Regions from separate parts of the Homo sapiens genome. Here all the other regions are linked to region 2. Evidence: chromatin contacts called from ENCODE Hi-C or POLR2A ChIA-PET data. All regions are on one chromosome and are shown on one strand. Each heading gives the region's core, a stretch centred on a gene start or an enhancer-like site at or near the end of the contact. The rest is flanking DNA. Distances are from core to core; before and after follow the strand shown.

The links. A loop is a pair of places that touch in the nucleus more often than their neighbours do. ChIA-PET counts read pairs that join two places held with the same protein, here RNA polymerase II (POLR2A). Pooled maps may share reads with other maps.
Region 1: a loop to region 2 is called in a map of B cell, with 26 times the contacts of the local background. The contact joins the promoter of MAPKAPK5 here to the promoter of FAM222A in region 2. A Hi-C loop is called at or near these places in 3 of 168 maps with a recorded cell type or tissue (B cell, CD4-positive, alpha-beta memory T cell and CD8-positive, alpha-beta T cell) and 5 of 50 pooled maps.
Region 3: a loop to region 2 is called in a map of CD8-positive, alpha-beta T cell, with 12 times the contacts of the local background. The contact joins the promoter of RPL6 here to the promoter of FAM222A in region 2. A Hi-C loop is called at or near these places in 3 of 168 maps with a recorded cell type or tissue (CD4-positive, alpha-beta memory T cell and CD8-positive, alpha-beta T cell) and 7 of 50 pooled maps. POLR2A ChIA-PET finds 5 or more read pairs at or near these places in 1 of 52 experiments (naive thymus-derived CD4-positive, alpha-beta T cell).

The regions. Positions count from the first base shown.
Region 1 is chr12:111,839,999-111,844,826 of GRCh38, forward strand. It overlaps MAPKAPK5 (MAPK activated protein kinase 5), which reads left to right and starts at 2,230. Exons shown (of 14, transcript NM_003668.4): 1 at 2,230-2,771. The coding sequence starts at 2,736. MAPKAPK5-AS1 (MAPKAPK5 antisense RNA 1) reads right to left here and starts at 3,007. Exons shown (of 2, transcript NR_015404.2): 1 at 1,329-3,007; 2 at 1-479. RefSeq lists enhancers at 1,806-2,085, 2,816-2,915 and silencers at 2,116-2,295, 2,376-2,725, 4,407-4,575.
Region 2 is chr12:109,711,532-109,715,780 of GRCh38, forward strand. FAM222A (family with sequence similarity 222 member A) reads left to right here and starts at 2,294. Exons shown (of 3, transcript NM_032829.3): 1 at 2,294-3,366. RefSeq lists an enhancer at 756-1,319 and silencers at 2,025-2,354, 2,385-2,434.
Region 3 is chr12:112,407,283-112,411,590 of GRCh38, forward strand. RPL6 (ribosomal protein L6) reads right to left here and starts at 2,323. Exons shown (of 7, transcript NM_000970.6): 1 at 2,305-2,323; 2 at 1,138-1,374; 3 at 958-1,056. The coding sequence starts at 1,374. RefSeq lists an enhancer at 1,954-2,133.

The sequences.
Region 1 (4,828 bases), core at 980-3,479, 2.1 Mb after region 2:
TTCCGCTGGGGAGAGCATAGGCACAGAGCCACACTTAAATTTTACTTTGAGGAATGCAGTGTAGGTGTATGTCCGACAAAGAAAACAATAATTCGGTAGACAAATAAGTCTCCACTCCAATATTCAATTACTTACTTAACTTATGCTCTGGTATGTCTCAAATTAACCTAGATAGAAATGAACTCTGAATCTTCCACTTCCATCAAGTTTTTCACTCACTCAATGGCATCATTATCCATCCAGTTGCTTAAGCATACATTTGAAAGTTATCCTTGGTCTGTTTCTTATCCTTCCCTTCCACATCTAATCCTTCAGGAAGTCCTGACAATGTTACCTCCAAAATATGTCTTAAATCCATCTTCTCAGCCAGGCACGGTGGCTCACGCCTGTAATCCCAGTACTTTGGGAGGCCAAGGGAGGTGAATCACTTGAACTCAGGGGTTGGAGAGCAGCCGGGGCAATGTGGAGAGACCCAATCTCTACAAAAAAAATACGAAAAATTAGCCAGGCATGGTGGCATGCGCCTATAGTCCCAGCTACTCAGGATGCTGAGGTGGGAGGATCGCCTGAGCCCAGGAGGTCTAGGTTGCAGTGAGCTGTGATCACGCCACTGCACTCTAGACAGTGGGACCGTTTAAAAAAAAAAATCCATCTTCTCTACACCTTTACCGCCACCTCCTTAGTTCAGACAGTGTAATAATCTCTCATCTGCATTATTCTCCAATAGCCTCCTAATAGCTCTGTTTCCATTCTTGCTTTCCTATATTCTATTCTCTACAAAGCAGAGTGATCTTTTAAAACAAATTTGTTCACATCACTCTTTACTTTAAAACCTTACAATAGCTTAGAATAAAATCCAAAGTCCTGATTATGACCCCCAAAGGCCACATATGATGCAGCCCCTGCCCACATCTCCAACCTCATCCTTTTTATACTTTTTTTTTTCTTTTTTTGAAATAGAGACGGGGTTTCGCCATGTTGGCCAGGCCGGTCTCGAACTCCTGACTTCAAGTGATCCGCCCGCCTTGGCCTCCCGAAGTGCTGGGATTACAGGCGTGACCCACCGCGCCCAGCCTCCAACCTCACCCTTTATCAGTCTCCTCCTACTCGATCTACTCCAGCTACAATGACCTTCTTGCTGATTCTTGAACATATTTAGCTTATTTCCACCTTAAAATTTCTACCCATCTGCCCAGAAATCTTTCCTTGGATTTCCAATAGCCAGCCCTTTCTCATTCCTCAGGGGTCTCAGCTTAAATGTTACCTCCTGAGATTCCTTCCTTAATCATCTAATACGAAGAAGTCCCCACATCCAGTTATTCTCTTACCTCAGCATCCTGTTTATGTTCTTCTTAGCATCAGACTCGGGCTTTTTCCTGTTTATTACCTACTTCGTTTTCCTGAAAGATCCATGTGCCGGTACCATGTGTTGTTCCTACTGTTTCTCCAATGTCTAGTAGATTTGGCACATACTGATGTGCAATTAATACGTGAATGAAGAACCATTGACAGACGATTAGTCAAAAGCTCTTGCAAAGCCCTTTGATAGGTTATCGGTGGAGAGTAGGGAGCACAAACCTGGGGTCCCATTCTAGCTTGACCACTTCTCGGCTGTGCACAAACTAGTCTAGCTCTCCTGAGCCTCAGTTACCTATTTTGCAAATTAGGGATGGGAACATCCATACCTCACGACGCCAAACGGCTACCTTGTAAAGACGAAAGGAGGAAATGCAGGAAATAACTCCACGTAAGGTTAATGCTCCGTAAACAGAGCTGCTACTGCTATTATATATTCTATACAATCCTGCGCCCTTAACGGCAGGACCCTTTCAGTGCTTCAGTCCTGTCTTCTCTCTCCTGGGTTGACCTCCACAGATCCTCTCAGAAGAGCGTTTTCCAGGCGTGAATCTCCGCAGAGTGGAGATAAAGGCTGAGGCCCCAACGCACGCGCACTCACGCGAGTCCGGGCCTATGACGTCATTAGCGCAGCGCCATCGCCGCGGAAGGCCCAGGGGCCTGTCCTGTATGCGGCGTGTCTTAGGGAGGCCCAGGCGGACGCCTGCAAGTCGGGTGCGCGGTTCGGGGGCGGCTCGGAAACCCCAGCGGAAGGCAGCAAGGGGCGCGTGGGGCCGTGGAGTCACGAAGCTGGGCGGCAGGAGGGGCGGCCTGGAGCTCCCGCGGGGCACAGCGCGTGCGTGAGGGCGGCCGGCGGGGCTGCCCGGCGCGGGTGTCCCGGCGATGTGTGGCGCTGAGGCGGCGGCGGGAGCAGCGGCGCCGAGCTCTGCTTCGGCTTCGGCTTCGGCTTCGCGGCGGTGCAGGCGGCGGAGGCGGAGGCGCAGGCTCTTCTTTAGGACCTGGCGAGCCCAGGTCTAAGCGGCGGCCCCGCGAGGCCCTTGCACGGCGCCCCGGGTCGAGGCCCTCCCCGCCTCGCCCTACCCCAGGAGCCTGCCTCCCCAGCTGGGGATGAGGCTAGGAGGCGGCCGCGTGGGGCCCAGCACAAAGACCTGTCCCCAGGGGCCGCCGCCTCCGCCGCTGCTGCTGCCGCCAGCCTAGAGCCGCCCGCCGAAGCAGAGCCGGCGCCGGGGTCCTCATCCCCACCGGTCCCGAGGGGCGGCTGCTGCCCGTCGCCACGAGGCCCAGGGGCCCGAGTGCCGAGCCCTTTGCTCCCTCGGCCGCGCGGGGACAGGGCTGCTGAGCAGCCTCCGCCTCTCCCGGCTGTGGGGGCCCCACTGAGTATGTCGGAGGAGAGCGACATGGACAAAGCCATCAAGGTAAGGGGGAGGTGCCCCCTCTTCCCCCGCGTTGTCCTGTGGCGTTCTTCTCGGCTCTAGCCTCAAAAAGCAGGGAGATTTTGCAGTGAGAGGTTCCATCGACTACCGGGTTTCGGCCTCCCCCGGATTCCGTGGATCGCGCTTTACAGCCCTGGGGCCAAGGGTTATGGGTGTGGGTGTAGGTGTGTGTCCGACTCCCGCCAGCTTCCCTGGTGAGTGTGATTTGTGCTCAGCTGGAACAGAGGTGAGTGGCCTGGAGACACTATTAAGTGTCAATGAATGGGACGAAGAGAGCCCTACTACTACTACTACACGTTTCGATCACTCCCCAAGGCCGCCAGCATTTGCTTCCGGATGGTCTACAGAACTTGGAGAGTTGGAATTTATCCATCCCTCCCGATTTGTTTGAAATCAGCCTTCTGGAAATCTGCAGTTGGAAAAAGGTGGTTCGCCGTACAAAACCTGTCCTTTGGGGAATAGGTTGTCCTCACTTTTCCGTGTATTCTCCCCTTTTTCTTTTTCCTCTTCTTTCTCCTAGGAAGCATTGAGTTTACTTAGGAAAAGTTAACAGTTCCTGTGACTTAACTGCACTTAAACCAAAAGAAAAGCAAATGTGTGTTCGAAAATTACACAAATAAAATAAGTTTTCTAAAACCTGTTTTTAACTTTTTTTTTTTTTAAAGGCACATTTTGCCCACTCAGGGCCAGTTATCTGTCTTGACAGCTGTAGCTAAGAAATTAGTCTTATGAAAATTAAACATTGACGCTTAAAGTTTGATGTATTATTTACTTATTTGTAGTGTTAAGTCAGCCCAGTGCATTGAATAATTTCATTTTATCTTGAAGGACAGGCATCTATTGGCAGCTTGGGGTTATTTTCCCCTTCAAGACAGTTACTAGTAATGATTAAGAATTTACATTTCTACCAATTCTTTAGGTGGTGTATATAGTTTCTCAAAATCATCAAGTCATTCCAAAGAAACTTAACCCTTTAAAGGAGGCATCAACATATAACATATACATTAAGGAAGACCAGGTTTTTTGTCTGTTTGTTTGTTTTTGAGACGGAGTCTCACTCTGTCGCCCAGGCTGGAGTGCAGTGGCCCGATCTTGGCTCACTGCAAGTTCCGCCTCCTGGGTTCACGCCATTCTCCTGCCTCAGCCTCCCGAGTAGCTGGGATTACAGGCGCCCACCCACCACGCCCTGCTAATTTTTTCTTTTGTTTGTATTTTTAGTAGAGACGGGGTTTCACCGTAATAGCCAGGATGGGCTCGATCTCCTGACCTCGTGATCTGCCCGCCTTGGCCTCCCAAAATGGTGGGATTACAGGCGTGAGCCACCGTGCCTGGCCCAAGGAAGACGAGGTTTTAAATCATAAAGATTCTAAAAGACTGCCTTGACATATCCTTCTTTTGTTTTGGGTTTTGTTTTTTTTTTTGAGTCGGAGTCTGGCTTTGTCATCCAGGCTGGAGTGCAGTGGGATGCTCTTGGCTCACTGCAACCTCCACCTCCCAGGTTCAAGTGATTCTCCTGCCTCAGCCTCCCCAGTAGCTGGGACTACAGGCACGTGCCACCACACCCAGCTAATTTTTTTGTATTTTTAGTAGAGGTGGGGTTTCACTGTGTTAGCCAGGATGGTCTCCATCTCCTGACGTCATGATTTGCCCGCCTCGGCCTCCCAAAGTTCTGAGATAACAGGTGTGAGCCACCGCGCCCAGCCTTGGTTTGGGTTTTATTGGCACAGAGGCATGATATGCCGCCTGAAGTTATTTAATTGGGTTGTGAATCAAAGCGTATGTGGCCAGTTTTTAAACATTGTCTCCTGTGTGCCAGATGGTGTCCTAGACACAAATGGTACAAGCCAGACTCCTAGATGTCCCTACTGTCATGTAGCTTATATTCTAGAGGGTGGGGTTACTGCTAGGTGGTTTTAATTAAGTGTGGAAAGGGTGAGGAGTACTGTGTTAAATAGGGTAGTCCGAGGAGGTGACACTGTAGAGTTCTGATGGAAATGCGAGAGCAAGCCACCACTGTCTCAGGGAAGAGTATAACAGGC
Region 2 (4,249 bases), core at 1,044-3,543:
GACCTGGGGTTGTCAGCCCTGGCTGTATCAGGAACCACATAGGAGCTTTGGAAACTGCTGTCCCACCAAGGAGAGTCTGATTGGTAGGGCTGGGGTTTGGGTCCTACCCTCCATTTCATGGCAGGGGAAACTGAGGTCCAGAGAAGAGAAGAAACTCCCCTCAAGGTTGCACACGGTCAGACAGTGGCTGCCACAAGGTGCAATAAATCAACGTCAGGGCTCTGGACTTTGGTTCTGTCATTTGTGTGACCTTGGGTAAGTCATGTGGCCTTCCTCTGCTGTAGGATGTGCATAGTGATCGTATATACCTTATAGGGTTTCTGCGAGGGTAAAAGGAGTTATGTGAGATAAATAGCAGTGAGCCCATGCCTGACACACAGTAGGTGTGAAGTCATGGTGACCTACAATGAAAAAAATCCCAAACTTTTGACAGGCTGTGGTGCGAACTGCTGCCTTCTTCTCCTCTTCGCGATCTCTCTCATTTCCCAGGGTTTGCTTGTTACTGTCCCTCGCCCTGTCCTCAGCTGAAGTCTGGTCTCCCCACCTGTCCACACGCTGGGTCCACCCATCCAGTCGCCCCGGCCGCCCTCCCTGACGTCCCCGCAGCCCTGGCTGCTGGCCCGAGCGGGAAGCAGCTGGAGGCATAACACATTTCCAGGTAAATCCCCACCCCCACCTTCAGCCTGGGGAGGGAAGGGGAGGAGATGGGGGCGGCCGCGGAGAAATAGAGCGGAGCTGCTGGGAACAGCGCGCCGAGCAGCCGCTTAGAGGCCTGAAACAGGGCCAGCTCCTGTCCTAGATAAGGCGGCGGGTGACCCACTTGGGCCGGCCCTGGAGGTCCGCCGCGGGCGCCTCTCCCGGCGGGGTGGGTTGGCTCCTGGAAGTAGGCTAGGGCCCGTCTATAATCAGCCCGTCCGCTGGATACGCTCCCCAGGGTCTCCAAAGCCCTCCAGCCCGGGTGAGTACAGAGGGCATTTATTGAGCACTTAATGTGTGTTTTGAGTCCTTTACATGCAAGAATTCATTTTGCCCTCAAATCTACGCTGTAAGGTAGGAATTATGATGCCCCCCATTTCACAGACAAGAAACTGAGGCGCAGACCCGTGAAGGTAAATGGCCAAGACCAACAACCAGCAAGGGCAGGGCTGCAATCCCACCCAGTTTCGGTGGGACTCCAGGTATCACACGGGCATAGCCTGAGGGGTGGGGGGTCTGACTGCTGCTCTGCATTTCTGTGGGGATCTTTGTTATTATCCCGGAAAGCTGGCTTCCTACAGTGCTGTGTGATGGACACACAGCAACTGAGGGAACTGCCCCACCCAGGACTCAATTTCCCCATCTGTAAATGAGACTGCTAGACGGGCCGCCCATGGGCTGTGAGAACCCAGGAAGCTTCTTTAAAAGTAAAAGGGAAAGCACAGTATAGTTTGATAGATTCATATTTGAACCCCAGGTTGATGTGAAACTATGCCTCAGTTTCCCTATCTATTAAGTGGGGGAGTAGGCTAGTGCCTGTCTCCTGTGGGCGTGGGGTACGTCTAGAAGGTGTAGCTTGCAAATTGCTCAGCGCTGTGCTGGGTTATATAGTTAGCGCTCCACAGATCACAACTGTGATGCCAAAAACACATCGCTGCCAAAAATAAGCCTTAGGACAAAAACATCCAGGACCATGTCACTTCACATCTCCTTACCTCAGTTTCCTCTGTAAGTTGGAAGTATAATAATAGTACCTACCGTATCAGTTTTCTCATCTGTAAAATGGGGGTGATAGTAATACCCACTCACACGGTGTTGTGAGGATTAGATAAAATACTTTGCTACATAAGTGTTAGCTATAGTTGTTATTTTTAACAAATTCCTCATGAGGTTGGTTTTTGCCAAGATTAAATGAAATAATGCCGATAATGCACTTATACAGTGCCTTGTCCCAAATATGTGATCAGTAAATGACACTGGTTTTGCCACCCCTAGTGGGACTACAAAAACCAGCACGCCCTGCGCCCCCAGTCGGGGCCCCTCCACCCGGCGCCGGCGCGCAGCATGCCGGGAGTTGCAGTCCTCGCGAGGCAAGTTCCGCCTCGTCCCTGCTTGGGGGAGGAGGTTGGAGAGCCGCCCTGCCGGCCTTTGAATTTTGCCGCGAAAAGCGCGCGTGGCGGCCCCCGGCTCCGCCCCTCGCAGGACGCGGTGCCGCGTCACCCTGGTAACCGCCTCTCAGCCGCCGCTGATTGGGCTGGGCCGCGGGGGGCGGGCGGGGGACGAGACGCGGGGGCTGCTGCCGGCGCTCGCGCCTGTCAGTCGGGCCAGAGCGGAGCAGCGGGCAGGACTGCCTGGCCGGCTGCTCCGCGGAGAGGCTGCGCGCGCCGGCCGGGGGAGGCGGACAGCCGGGCCCGGCGCCTGTGGGGCGCGGCGCGCGGCACCCGGGCCTGAGACCAGGCGAGGCGCCGGCGCGCGCCAGACGGCGCGAGGCTGCGGCCCCGGGAGCCCCCGCGCGCCGCCCGGGGCCATGGGCGCGTGAGAGCCCAGCGCGCGCGGCCCCTGCTGCGGCTTGCGAGCTCGCACACCCGGTGCACAGTCCCCCGGGCCGTCCTCGTGTCCGTCCTGCGCCACTGGGATCGGCTGTTTCTCAGCGCCGAGGCCCCCGAGGCTGCATCCGAGCTTGCGTCGCCCGCTGCCGCCGCCGCCGCCGCTGCCGCCGCCGCTGTTCGCCGGCTTCCCCTCCCCCCACACCCGGGGCTCAGAGCAGGAGGAGGAGGGGCCGGTGCATTCTCGCCGCTGTTCTTTGCAACCTGCAGGGGCCGGTGTATGTCCGGCGAGGAGCCGGGGCCGCTGCGGGTGCGTGCAACCCCCGAAGGAGACAATCCCTCCACCTCGGGGCGAACCCGGGGGCTGCAAGCCGCGGGCGGGCGGGCGAGCGAGAGGAAGCAACAAAGACAGGCTGCAGCTGGGGCTGGCGAAAGGGGCCGCGGCCGCCGGGCTCCCAGCGCGGGCGGAGAGGGCGCCCTGGGAGCGGCGCGGGCCGAGCTGCAGCCTTGAGCGGGGCCCCGAGGGGAGGCGCAGCGCCGCCCGCCGGACGTGGCGATCACGGGCCCCGGCGAAGATGCGTCGCCTGAGCGCCCGCGCGGCCCCCGTCCGGGGCGGGCGTGACCCCTGCTGAACGGAGACCTCCCCTCCCCCCCGACTTCGGACGGCGCAGGCCGGCGCCAGGATAGCCCTCACCGACAGCGCCCCTTCCCACCCGGAGAGAGGCATCGACCCCCAAGGAGGGCTTCGTCAGGCAGCCTCTGCCACTCCTGCATGGCTGCGACCCGTCGAGCGGAGCGTCGTGGTAGCTGAGACCTGGTGCCCTTCGACGGCCTGGCTGATCCGGTGAGTTGTGCGGGGCGGGGTTCTGCGCTGGAGCTGGGGGCACCCCCTGGCGTCCGGGCAGCCAGGATTGGACAGAAGGGGTCCTAGGCTGTTGGGGGTCCTGAAGCAGAGATAACCCTTGTCCGCCCCTTTCCTCCCTCCAAACACAACTTGTTCAGATGGGCCAGCCGATGGGAGTGGAGGTTGGGGGGCCCATTCGGATTCCGCGGGACCCTGGGCGGGTTGGTTGCCAGAGAGGAAAGGTCACCCCACCCGTAAAGCTAACAAAGGTATTGGCTGTGTCATCCGAAAATTCCCCGGGAACTCCAGTGTCTTGGAAGGGCTGGGGGGTGGGGGGCACCCAGGATGGGAAAACGTTGAGGGTCTCCCGAGCAGCCTCTGAGATCTTCAAGGGAAATCACCTCAGAGGGGGATTTGGGGTTCCAGAAACGCAGGTGGCCACGTTTGAGAATTGTGCCCCATGGGGCTAGACCTTAGAGCCCTCGTTCAAACCACGTTCCCACAAATAACTCGCAGGGACGGTAGGTTCCCCAGTGGGGGCACGACATGACGTCAAACCTTAGCCTCTGATGTCACTGGGGTTGCCGTGGCAACACCACTTGCCTTGACCCAAGGCCGGAGGGGGCGGGGTCGTGGTAACAAGGGGCGGGGCTGGATGCCTTTGGGTAGTGGAGGGGTGAAGGCGGACTCCCCCCACCCCTACCATTGCAGTCCTCTGACCTAAATCCTTAGCGCCCCATAAGGTGGGGGAGGGAGGCAGTGCCAGCTGTCCCTGTTGATGCTCCTCCCCGCAAGGACAGGTGTTCAGAGCTTTGCCCATGTAGCCTGGCCTGTGCCTCGGGGCTCAGGCCTCCCAGACAGAGCAACTTTCTGTTTTGAAAAG
Region 3 (4,308 bases), core at 1,073-3,572, 2.7 Mb after region 2:
GCAACAAGTCTTACTCCCACTTCATCCACAAAGGAAAACAAATTGCATAAAGCCAGACACTAGGACTGGCAGATCATTTATTGCAGAAGTTAGACACCATGCAAGGGCCATTAAAGACATGACTACAAATAACTCACAATAACCTATTTCCAACTATACCATATCATTAGTGCAGTCTCACTTTCACCACAAACATGATCACCTAATGGGAAAACGAGTTCACAAAACAACTGTCATCTTCCCTCTCATGCAGTAATCTTCAACTGTGAAACTGTATGGTGTTAACTTATTTGGGAATGTTCCCATAATGAAAATTACAGAGCAAATCCTGAGATTACATTGGGTCTTGTGTGTGGTAAAGGGGGCCAAGAAACACTGCTCTAGTGGGAAATGTTCTATAGAACAGGCTATGTATTATTTCATTTAATCTCCATAAAAACTCTTTGAGGTAAACCCTCATTCCCATCTTATCTTTTTTTGAGATGAAGCCTCCCTCTGTCGCCCAGGCTGGAGTGCAGTAGTGCAATCTCTGCCTCCCGGGTTCAAGCGATTCTTCTGCCTCAGCCTCCAGAGCAGCTGGGACTACAGGCACGCAACCAGCTAATTTGTATATTTTTACTAGAGATGTGGTTTCACCATGTTGGCCAGGCTGGTCTTGAACTCCTGACCTCAGGTGATCTGCTCGCCTCAGCCTCCCAAAGTGCTGGGATTACAGGCATTAGCCACCACACTCAGCCTCATTCCCATATTATATGCAAAGGAACAAAGCACAGACGAGTAATTTAAATTACTTAAGATTAACAGTAAATGTTGAAGCCAAGTTACAAACCCAGAGCCCTTTATTTTCTATCAGAAATTCTCCGGTATGCAGAAACTTACAGTATCTAAGTATTCAAAAACATCTTCACAGTATTCAAGCATAAACAGAAAATCCAATTTACAGTCCCCACATCTTACCATTTTGCGAAGTTTAACCACCCGGGTACCGCCGTTCTTGTCACCACCAACTGGTTTTGTAACAGTTGCGAGAACCTTCTCCTTCTTTTTCTTTTCAACCTACAAGGACACAAATGCATCAACAGTAAGAGAATGCCAATTAAGGTTAAGACATAATGGTCCGTGGTCCTCTTCCCTTACCTTGGATTTAGCGGCTGAGTACTTCCTCTTGTACATGGCCTTTCTGGAATACATGGCAGATCGGGAATACCTGCCAATTCCTCTGACAAGGACAGGGTTGCGGCTGCAATGGGGCTTCCCCTTCTTGGGCTTTTTAGCTTTGAGGTTACCCTTTTTCACCTTGCCACCAGCATCAACCTTCTTGGCTTCGGGTTTCTTCTCTTTAGTATCTGGCTTCTCAACTTTTTCACCCGCCATCTAAAAATATTTTTTTGTAGATAAAAAAAGGCATTTCACCAGTCATCTCTCTAACAAGACAATAATGAACCTGTACATGAATGGGCTGGGCTCCCCAGACTACAATCCCTCCCCCGGTAAGATACAGGCCTTCCTCTCAAACTCTACCCATTCTACTCCAACCTTCACTATGACTCATTTGGGGTTTGTCTCCCCAATACACTATAAACTTTTTTTTTGAGAATTTGAAACTACCTCACACCTATTAGGTTTTTTGCCAAATACTGAGCGGTCAGAAGTCCGTACAACCATTATTTTTTATTACTGTTTTGCGAATTAGAAAACTTAGATGCAGAATGTGTCCACAGGTTAGAAGCACCAAGACCAGAACTTGAAATCCCTTACTTTCAGTACCTTTCGTCTTAACCCTTAAGACCAGTGTCTCTTTTCAAGAAACTCGATTTAGGAATTGCGGACACAAACGGAATCAGCCCAAATTGAGCCAGAGAAAAAGATCGCAAAGACCAAGAGGCGACTTCCGGTCGGGGACGCTGGGAGACGCGAAACCTTTTGGCTTCAGTGCGGAACCCCAACGTGGCTGCGACAGGCTCAGTGTCATCCTCTGGAACCCAGGACCAGGAACACAGTGCACGCGCCGTCTCCCCGCTTCCTCTAACACCCACCAGTCTGCTACGGGTCCCCGAAAGGGCCTCGTTCCCCCAGCCCAAGAGAGTGGCGAAGAACCGGAGGGAGCCACTACGGCATTCTACCTCACCCTCTTTGTGCCCTGCCGCAAACCCAAACAACAAAAATGAAGCGTCTGGAAGGCCTCTCAGTTAGCCTTGGACATGTCCGACCCCTGTAGGTGTCGACTGGATGCCCTCCAGGTTCGGATGGCGAAGGATTGGGAGTCCTGAACTCAAGTCTTGCAGACAGGCCCGCGATTCTTACCTTGCAAGATGGGAAAGAGAATTAAGGTCCCGGCTTCCGGTCTATAAGCAATCATGGGAAGTGCGAGTCTCACTTCCTTCCGGATCTGGGGCATCATGGGGAATGTAGTATTTCCCCGTTAAGAAAAAAGTAGTAAATCCTAGGCCGGGTGCGGTGGCTCACGCCTGTAATCCCAGCCCTTTGGGAGGCCGAGGCAGGAGGATCCTCTGAGGTTGGCAGTTCGAGACCAGCCTGGCCAACATGGTGAAATCCCGTCTCTACTAAAAATACAAAAGGTAGCCGGGCGTGGGTGGTGCGTGTCTGTAATGACAGCCAGTCGAGGCGCGGAGGCAGGAGAATCACTTGAATCTGGAGGTGGAGATTGCAGTGAGCCAAGATCGCGACACTGCGCTCTAGGCAACAGAGCAAGATTCTCAAAAAAGAAAAAAAAAAAAAAAAGGGCCGGACACGGTGGCTCACGCCTGTAATCCCAGCACTCCAAAGATCGTGCCACTGCGTGCCACCGCACTCCAGCCTGGGAAATAGAGCCAGACTCAGTCTCAAAACAATAACAACAACAAAAAAAAGAAAAAAAGAAAAAAAATTAGCCGAGTGTGGTTGTTAGTGCCTGTAGTCCCAGCTATTCGGGAGGCTAAGGCGGGAGGATCACTTGAGTCTTGGAGGTCTGGGCTGCAGTGCAGTGAACTCTAATCTTGTCACTTGAGATTAGGTCAGTGGTCCCCTCTTCCCTTACCTTGGATTTAGCGGCTGACTACTTCCTCTTGTACATGGCCTTTCTCATTCCCGTCCTCCGGCCTGGCCTACAGAATGAGACTCTGTCTTAAAAAAAGTAAAAAAAAATTAAAGTGAGGATAACAATAGTAACTTACTTCATAAGGATGTTGGGAACATTAAATAATATATACAACAGTACTGAGAAGCATATTTGATTATTTGATGGATGGTAAATGCTACATAAGTGTTAGCTCTTTTTTTTTTTTTTTTTTTTTTTTTTTTTTTTTTTTTGAGATGGAGTCTCGCTCTGTCACCCAGGCTGGAGTGTGGTGGCACGATCTTGGCTCACGGCAACCTCTGCCTCCTGGGTTCAAGTGATTCTCCTGCCTCAGCCTCCCAAGTAGCAGGGATTACAGGCGCACACCACCATGCCCAGCTAATTTTTTGTATTTTTAGTAGAGACAGAGTTTCACCATGATGGCCAAGCTGGTTTTGAACTCCTGACCTCAAGTAATCCACCCGCCTCAGCCTCCCAAAGTGCTAGGATTACAGGCGTGAGCCACCGCACCTGGCGAACTGTTAGCTCTTGTTATTGTCACCATCACCACTACAATCATCTGATCATCAACATCCTAGTTGTTGTCAAGTATTCTGCTAAAGTTTATGCATGGGAGATAATAGGCAATATTGCATACAATGTGCCTTGCTTTATTTCATTTAATTCTCCCAACAACCTGTGAATGATACTATTATGAGGAAACTGAGTCTCAAGGACATTAAGTAACTTGCTCACAGCATAGATCTGATTCCAAAGATTGCACTCTTAACCATTAGGCTGCAAGATTAAAGAGATGATTAATGAAGATGCATGAGAGTTTTGCTCATGTTAGAATTAAAAATAAGAATATTTATTATCTTTTACAAAATACACAACACAGTATATGTGATAGTTCTTTACTGCTTCAAAGCCCTTAAGCCAACATGTACACATTTGTAATACCTTCTAGCTTGCGTTTTCCATTTTCCTCCATTCGTTTCTTTCTGGTTGCTAGAGCTTTTCACCTTGATTTTTTCAGATCGAAACCACCTGCTTCATGGCTGTGTCTCTGGGAATCATTTAGCCTTTTTCTGGTTCTGATTCACTGAGGATACAAATACAATGATCAGATGAACACTGCCCTTTTTTTTGAGAATGGGAATGTCAGCAGCTTTATTTGTTTAGCTTCCTCAGCAAAGCACCTCTTAGAAACTTCAACTGCAGAAAATGTACCACAATGAATGAATGAGATG